Linked DNA regions of Homo sapiens: region 2 is linked to region 1. Evidence: read pairs that join two places in POLR2A ChIA-PET (ENCODE). Cell type or tissue: PC-9. All regions are shown on one strand. Each heading gives the region's core, and the rest is flanking DNA. Links, peaks and the distances in the headings are about the cores only.

Region 1 (4,503 bases), core at 182-4,181:
TTTGTTAGGGATTTTGCACTTATATTCATAAAGAATATTGGTCTCTAATTTTACTTTTTCTTGTAATGCCTTTGTCTTTTGGTATGAGTGTAATACTGGCCCCATAGAATGAGCAAGGAAATGTTCCCCTCTCTTCTATTTTTGGTGTTAATTCTTTAAATATTCGGTAGATTTCACCAATGAGGTCATCTAATCTTGAACTTTTTTTGTTGAAAGTTTTTTTTCCTAATTGCTGATTCAATTGCTTTGCTTATTATAAGTCTGTTCAGATTTTATATTTCTTCTTGAGTCAGCTTTGGTAGTTTATGTGCCTCTAAGAATTTGTCCATTTCATCTATGTTATCTAATTTGTTGGCATGCAATTTTTCATAGTATTCTCTTAAAATCTTTTTTAGTACTGTAAGGTTGGTAGTACTATCTAGAAAGTATCTAATTTCTCTCCTGATTTTAGTAATTTCAGTCTTCTCTCTTTTTTTCTTGGTAAATCTAGATAAAATTTTGTCAATTTTGTTGCTCTTTCCAAAGAAGCAATTTTTTTATTTCAATGATTTTTATCTATTGTTCTTCTATTTCTGATTTCATTAATTTGCACTCAAATCTTTATTATTCCTTCTGCTTGCTTTTCTTTTTCTCTTCTTTAAGGAGTGATAAAGTTATGTTATTGATTTGAGATCTTTCTTAAGAAAGTTGTTCATAGAATTTCCATCTGAGCACTGCTTTTGCTGCATCTCGTAAGTTATGATTTGTTTTATTTTTGTTTTTTATCTCAGAGTATTTCCTAAATTCTGAGTTCTTATTTGACCTACTATTTATTTGAGTGTGTGCTTTTACATTTTCTACATCTTTGTGAGTTTTCCAAATTTTCTTTTGTTACTGATTTTTAATTTCACTCCATTGTGGTCAGAGAACATACTTCAATCTTTTAAAATTTATTGAATCTTGCTTTGTGGCCTAACATATGGTCTATCCTGGAAAAATATTCCATACGCACTTGAGAAGAATGTGTATTTTGCTGTTGTTATGTAAAGTTTTCTATGATGTCTGCTAGGCCTAGCTGGTTTACAGTGTTGTTTAGGTTTTCTATTTTCTTGCTGATCTTCTATCTAGTTGTTCTATACACTATTGAAAGTGGGGTATAAAGTTTTCTAACTATTATTTCTGAATTATTTCTTCCTTCAATTCTGTTAGTTTTGTTTCATGTATTTTGAAGCTCTGTTGTTAGGTGTATACACATTTATAATTGTTATATTTTCTTGATGGGTTGTTCTTTCATTATCATATAATGTCCTTATTTGTCTTTCATAACAATTTGTCCTAATGTCTGTTGAGTCTGGTGGTAGATTAGCCACTTCAGTTCATTTTGGGATACTGTTTGCATGAAATATCTTTTTTCATCTTTTTGCTTGCAACCTATTTGTATCTTTGAATCTAAAGTGAGTCTCTTATAGGCCTAATATAGTTGGGTCATGTTGTTTTTTTTTTAAATCAATTCTCCTAATCTCTGTGTTTTGATCGAAAAGTTGAACTCATTTATATTTAATGTAGTTTCTGATAAGAAAGGACTTACATCCGCCATTTTGCTATTTGTTTTCTATATATCTTGTCTTTCCATTCTTTCATTCCTCCATTACTGCTTCCATTACATCCACTGTGTATCAAATAGATATTTTAGTGTACTGTTTTAGTTTTATATTAAGTGTACTGTTTATATTAGTGTACTGTTTTAGTTTTATATTAGTGTACTGTTTTAATTCTCTTGTTATTTATTTTACTATATATGTTTTAGTTATTTTCTTAATGGTTGCCCTAGTGATTATAATTATATAATTAACAATATATAATATTAATTATGTATAATAACAATATATAATGTTAATTATATAATTATATAATTAACATTATATATTGTTATAAACTGTAACAATCTATTTTGTTAATTTTGGTAAGTTTACTTCTATATAGCTCCTCTCCCTTTGTGTTTTTATTGTCACAAATTATATCCTCATCTGTTGAGTGCCCATAAATAGTGTCTCAGTCAACTCAGGCTGCTATAATAGAATGGCATAGACTAAGTGCCTTAAACAACAAAAATTCATCCTATTCCGGAATTTGGGAGGCCCAGATTAAATTGCCAGCTGATTTGGTTCCTGGTGAGGGCCTCTTCCTGGTTTGCAGACAGCTGCCTTCTCCCCGTATCCTCACATGTTAGAAAGAAAGAGACCTTCTTATGAGAACACTAATGCCATCCTGAGGGCTCACGCTCCTGACATCATCAAAACCCAATTACCTCCTAAAGGCCCCACTTTCAATCACCATCATATTGGAGATTAGGACTTTAACATAAAAATTTTGGAGGAAGAAAAACATGTACTCTAGTAAATATAGACCCATAATTATTGTGTTTTAAATGAGATAGGAAAAAAGAGGAGCTAAGAAATATAAAATTCATTAATACTTACTTATATATTTACCTATGCAGCTATCTTACCAGTGTTTATTATTTCTTCATCTGATTCAAGTTATTGTCTACTCTTACTATCTAGAGTTCTTTCATTTCAACCTGAAGGACTACATTTAGCATTTCTTGTAAGGAAGGTCTACTGGCAACAAACTCTCTCAATTTTTGTTTATCTAGAAATGTCTGAGTTTTTCCTATTTCTAAAGGATAATTTTGCTGAATATAAAGTATGGCCTGCCATCAAAATTCACCTGAGCCTTGATATCAAATGCTTTTAGTTAGAAGTCAGTCACATAGGCAAGCAGTACCCATGTAGCTGACCCTAACTTACTTCTCAGTCTCCAGCCTTTCCACAGCTCAAATTGATACAACATGGCCCAAGGCCCTAGATGTACAAAGACACGCTTATCAGGCAGTATATTCCAAGGGCTGAGAAATTATCTCCCAACAGCTGGTCAAACACCAGTCCTGAAGAGCTTTGGAATGTGCAGGATGTAAACAACCTAGGTCAACTAAGTCAATGCTTAACTACACATATATTAACGCATTTAATTTTTATAACTATCTTGTGAGATAAGCGTTTTTCAATTGGTGCCCCAAGAAATGTTAAAAGTATTCCACGAAAAGAAATATTTAATGGTTATATAAGTACTGGGAATACTGCACACTATTACCAAATTTAATATTCATAATGTACATTAACATATTAAAGGCTCTGAGAAATCCTGCAGAAAAGAAACCTGTTTAATTTTGTTTAATCCAGCGTTTCCTAAATATGGGTATCTATGGACTCTATTTTCCAAGGACTGCCTATCAAAGTGCAGTTTTCATTGAACATAGTTTGGGAACTGCCAAGATAGAGACAGCCAGTTTTACATGGAACGATTGAGGTTTAGCAACTGGCATCATAACATGCAGCTAGTAAATGGCAGCGCTGGACCTCAAATCCAGGTTTGATTCAAAGTCTTATTCTTTCCGTCATTTCATACTGGCTCCCAAGGATACATTTTCTAAGCTTTTTGAGATAAGAAGATGCATTTTAAAAACTGAACTAAATTCAAACATTGCCTTTCAGATTTTTTAATTACCCACCCTCTATATGTACATGAACATGATCTCTCCTTATCTATTGTCTCCTATCTATTGCTCTATATGTTATGTTAGAATAGAGATGTTATCACTTGAGAGGAATCATATAGGCAAGGTACTCATTTTGGGTTTCTAGTTAATGGAACAGAGATATAATGAACTATAAACATAATAAATAAGTACTTATTCTGTACATTACAAGGTGATATGAGCTGTAGAAAACAATAGAGCAACCTATGAGCAATCAAGAGTGTAGAGTAGAAGAGGTGCAATTTAGAATAATGGGGTCATGGGAGACCTCTTTGAGAAGGTGACCTTTAAGCAAAAACTTGAAGGAGGTAAAACAGCCATGCAGATCTGTGGAGGAAGAGTATTCCAGGTTGAGGAAATGAGCCAGCAAAATCCCTTTGATAGTATTCCCTGGCATGTTCAGGGTCAAGCAAGGAAATCAATGTGTTTGGAGCAGGGTGAGAGGAGGGTAGTAGGAAATGACTCCAAAAAGGTAATGGGAATAGGGGTTGTGGGCAGGTTATACAGGACCATTGTTAGAACTTTCGCTTTTACTCTGAGTGGGATGGAGATATATTGGGGTCTTGACCAGAGGGATGACACCATTTGGCTATTGCTTTTAAGTGATATTTGTGCAATGTTACAAACAGAATAATAAGAGAAGATGGCAAGATCAGAAGTAAGAGAAGAGTTAGGAGGCTTTGGGAATAATCTAGGTGAGAGATGATAATGGCTTAGATCAAAGTGGTACCAGTAGAATCTGGATATATTTTGCAGGTATAGTCAAGAAAATTTCTGATACACTGAATGAGAAGTATGAGAGAAGACAGTAGTCAAAGATGGCTCCAAAATTTGTGGGCAACACAAGCAGAAGAGAGTTGTCATCAATTGAGATTATTAAAAATGTGAAAGGAATAGGTTGGAGCAAGGCAAGATAATGAGTTTAG
Region 2 (4,503 bases), core at 206-4,205, 340 kb after region 1:
TGGGTCTGTGGGGACACAGGATGGCCATGTCTGCCATCCAGTTGGACCAGATGTTGTACCTGGGGTGGCCCAATGTGCCTGCCACTGTGTTTCCCCCATTGCCTAGTTGCTGGCATTATTAGGAGGCACTGCATTCCCGCTTTTTGCGAGGGCAGGGGGCCCCCTGGTGGTTCTATCCCTTAGCAATAACTATCCCTGGAGTAAAAGTCATTACTGTAGAAAAGCAGGTTACAGCCTTTGCAGAGCACACAGCTCGTGCTCTGAATGACACCTGAGTTGCTCTCCTTTTGTTAACTGATGAAGTTGATCAGATCAGGAAGGTGGTGCTACAAAACCAGATGGCTTTAGACACAGTCACAGCTACCCAAGGTGGCACCTGTGCCCTTGTAGGGACACAACGTTGTACATTTATACCTGACAACCACCGGAACATAACAGCAGCTTTACAAAGGGTGTCACAGGAGATTAAGGTGATTGAGCACCTTACTGACGACCCCCTTCAGAGATGGTGGGCATCTCTGGGCTCTGGCCTATGTTGGGCTCTCATAATCATAGGTAGCATAGCAGGAATATTAGTGGTAGGTTTTTGCTCTCTGTATTGTTGCTGTGGCCTGTGGGTCCAGGGTGCTGCTGTATATGCAGGGGTCCCCACCAAGAGGATCCCCTCGGCCTAGGGGGTGTAGTGTAAGGAACATGGCTGTGCTGCAGCCAAGCAGGCACAGGGCAGCAGGCATAGGCCCAGGTAAACAGCTTGGATGATCCAGCAGGTTTGTGGTGCAGGCACACAGTCCCATGTTTATATAATCATAAGCATGTAGACATAACATAGAGAAGCTCATCACCTGGCTCTCAGGCACTATTGTTTGTGTGGTGCATAAATGTAACACTGACTCTGTGAAGGAGCTGCTGAATAAAGCCATCTCCCATCTACCTGCTGTCTCTCAAGTGTTCTTCCAGCTCCCTGCCCTACATCCACCCACTCCCCTCAGCCCTCAGCTGGGGCTGGAACCTGACCCTGAGCATGATAGAATTCTTTATGCTATTATCAGACACTTGTACCTGAGTGTGAATGAAGACACTGAGAGCTGTGTCATGGGGTGCAGGAGACAGACTATCAGGATACTGGGTACCAGGAAGGAAAGGTGGCCAGTGCAGAGGCTGAGGGCATAACTAGATCAAGGGACAAGCCTGTCTGGTGGCCAACCCATAATAAGCACCAAGATATCACTGAAATAGGAGGAAATATTGTGCCAGTTGGCTCGGATTTCTACATTTATTTTCTTACCTTACTGGCAAACTATAATTGGTCTTGTTCTCCCGGATTCCCTCAAAGTGGAAGTAAACATTTGAAAAGCAATCCTCCCATGTGCCCATTGCATGGTGCCACTTTTGGCCTCTCTGTCAGTGATGAAAGTGAATAGGCTGGCAGTCCTACAATGAGAACAACATCAGCAGAATTCCTGGCCCCCAGTGATGTTTGATGTGGTGCTGTTGACAAATAATGAGGGTTCCACTTTATTGTTTAAATTGTAACCCTTTAGGCCAGGCACGGTGGCTAACACCTGTAATCCCAGCACTTTGGGAGGCCAAGGCGGGTGGATCACTTGAGGTCAGGAGTTCGAGACCAGCCTCACCAACATGGTGAAACCAAGTCTCTACTAAAAAAATACAAAAATTAGCCAGGCATGGTGGTGGGCACCTATAATCCCAGCTTCTCAGGAGGCTCAAGCACGAGAATCACTTGAACCCAGGAGGCAGGGGTTGCAGTGAGCTGAGATTGCACCACTGCACTCCAGCCTGGGCAATAGAGCAAGACTCTGTCTCAAAAAAAAAAAAAAAGTTGTAACCATTTAATAAACCTCCCAAAAGGATGTCCCATCCAGAAAAATATAAAACTGAAGGAATACAAGGTAAGTCTACCAAAAAAACAAAAATCACTTGCCACTATGATAGTCAGAAAAAAAATTTAAACATATTTTAACATTTTACAGCTATATGTATTTGTTATCATTCATCATTAGTCAAATGAGTAATGCTATAGAAGTATGAGCAATGGAAAAATTATAAAATAAAAGATATTCCTAAATAAGTTAAAACATTTAGTCTTATAATTTAGTTTAATAATAAGTTTAGTCTAATAATTAGGTTTAAATTTGAAGAAAAGACATATGAAATTTTTTTTTAAACAGAGGGTCTTGCTATTTTGTCCAAGCTGGACTTGAACTCCTGGGCTCAAGCGATCCTCCCACCTCAGCCTCCCAAGTAGCTGAGACTATAGGCATGTGCCACCACACCCAGCTCATGTAATTTTTAAAAGAGAAAAATCCATCCTGTCCCCTTAATGGTTAGCTAAATAAATATTGAGCAAACATGGAAACTATGTTCATTGGGAGGAGTGCCAGATTCTTAGCCTGTGTCAAGCACCCTGTCCTAGCCCTGGTTTAGGACACCTACTTCTCTTTTTCTTTCTTTTTTTTCTTTTTTTTTCTTTTTTTTTTTTTTTGAGACTCTGTCTCCCAGGCTGGAGGGCAGTGGCACAATCTTGTTTCATTGCAACCTCCACCTCCCAGGTTCAGATGATCCTCCTGCCTCAGCCCCACAACTAGCTGGGACTACAGGCATGCACTATCACGCCCAGCTAATTCTGTATTTTTGGTAGAGACACAGTTTCACTATGTTGGTCAGGCTGGTCTTGGACTCCTGACCTCAAGTGATCCACCCGCCTCAGCCTCCCAAACTACTGGGATTACGGGCATAAGACACCTTGCCTGGCTTGCCATTACTTTTTATTTTTAGATGGAGTCTCGCTCTGTTGCCCAGGCTGGAGTGCAGTGGCACGATCTTGGCTCACTGCAACCTGCAACTCCCAAGTTCAAGTCGATTCTCCTGCCTCAGCCTCCCGAGTAGCTGGGATTACAGGCACATGCCACCACACCCGGCTGATTTTTATATTTTTAATAGAGACGGGTTTTGCCATGTTGGCCAGGCTGGTCTTGAACTCCTGACCTCAGGTGATCCATCCTCCTCGGCCTCCCAAAGTGCTGGGATTACAGGCATGAGCCACCACGCCTGGCCGCCATTACTTTTAAATGGCAAAGACCACGATTACTTTTGCTCCAACCTAATACAATCACAAGGAACTGGATTCTACCAACAACTTGAGTGAGCTTGGAAGCAGATTCTTCCCAGAGCCTTCAGATAAGAGCTAAGCCAGCCAACACCTTGACTTCCATCTTGTGAGGCCCTAAGCAGAGGACCCAACTGAGCCACGTGAGGCCCAGACTTCTGACTCACAAACGCTGTAAGATAATAAAGGAGGGCTCTTTTAAGCCTCCAGGTATGTGGTAATGTTTTCTGGCAGCAACGGAAATCAATACAAAGGATCTTTCAAGAAATAGGATTTACAAAGAGAGAATGAAAATCAGTATTAAGAAATGCCACGAGAAGACTAACCCAGAAGTCTCAAAACCAAAATAAAGTCATTCAAGAAACAGGAAACCCAGAAAAACACAGAAGAGGGGATTATCCAAGAAACAATCAGAGAAAAATATCCTGCCCAGCACAATGGATGTCAAAAGACTCCACAAACGTATAACATTTTCCTGAAATTTCAGAACACTGACAACAAAGAAAAGATCCAATAAAGCCTCCAGAGAAAAAAATAAGTCACATCAAAGGATCAAGAATCAGATTCTGTGAGTAAAAAAAAATACTAAAAAGAAGGCCAAGTGTGGTGGCTCACACCTGTAATCCCAGCACTTTGGGAGGCCGAGGCTGGCAGATCACTTGAGGCCAGGAGTTCAAGACCAGCCTGGCTGACATGGCAAAACCCCGTCTCTACTAAAAATACAAAAATTAGCTAGGCATGGTGGCAGTCGCCTGTAATCCCAGCTACTTGGGAGGCTGAGGCAGGAGAATCACTTCAACCTGGGAGGTGGAGGTTGCAGTGAGCCAAGATCATACAACTACACTCCAGCCTGGGTAACAAAGCAATACTCCAGCTCAAAAAAAGAAAAAGAAAACAAAAGAATCAGAAGATCTTTGGACTTCACAACTGAAGTGCTAGAACCTATAAGCAATGGAGCAAAACCTTCAAAAGTCTAAATAAAAGCTATTTCTAGCCTAGAATTCTGTGACTCACCAAACTATCAGCTAAGTGTGATAGTCACCTAATAACATTTTCAGACACATTAGCTCTCAATAAATGTGCCTGCCAGCATCTGTCTCAGATGGTCCAGCAAAACAAGGACTTAAGCTAAGGGAGAGGAAGACACCAGGTGCAGGAGGCATGGGAAGGAGGAGGGTAGGGAGGCAGAAAGCTGCTGGTCTTACAATAAACTTGGTAGACATATCAGATCCTGAAAATCTGATTAAGATAAAAATAGAAACATACACATAGTGCAAAAATGTAACAATAAATGAATGAGAAAATGCAATGAAGAAAAACAACCTGCAGTCAACTTAGTACTCTCAAATGTATTCTGTCTGGTCTTGATTAATTCC

Evidence for each region. ChIA-PET counts read pairs that join two places held together with the same protein. Peaks named below come from ENCODE experiments on the same cell type or tissue, not always from the same donor. Only the 100,000 strongest peaks of a DNase experiment are listed, where the experiment ranks them.
Region 2: POLR2A ChIA-PET joins it to region 1 with 6 read pairs; 2 of 35 experiments call an interaction of 5 or more read pairs at or near these places.

What each region holds. Positions count from the first base shown.
Region 1 is chr7:36,812,913-36,817,415 of GRCh38, reverse strand. No RefSeq gene overlaps it. Among named protein-coding and RNA genes, the nearest start is that of AOAH, 91 kb to the right of the region's middle. In PC-9, for the core only: no CTCF peak of the experiment used is centred there; no DNase peak of the experiment used is centred there.
Region 2 is chr7:36,469,214-36,473,716 of GRCh38, reverse strand. No RefSeq gene overlaps it. Among named protein-coding and RNA genes, the nearest start is that of ANLN, 82 kb to the right of the region's middle. In PC-9, for the core only: no CTCF peak of the experiment used is centred there; a DNase peak (open chromatin) is centred at 2,396.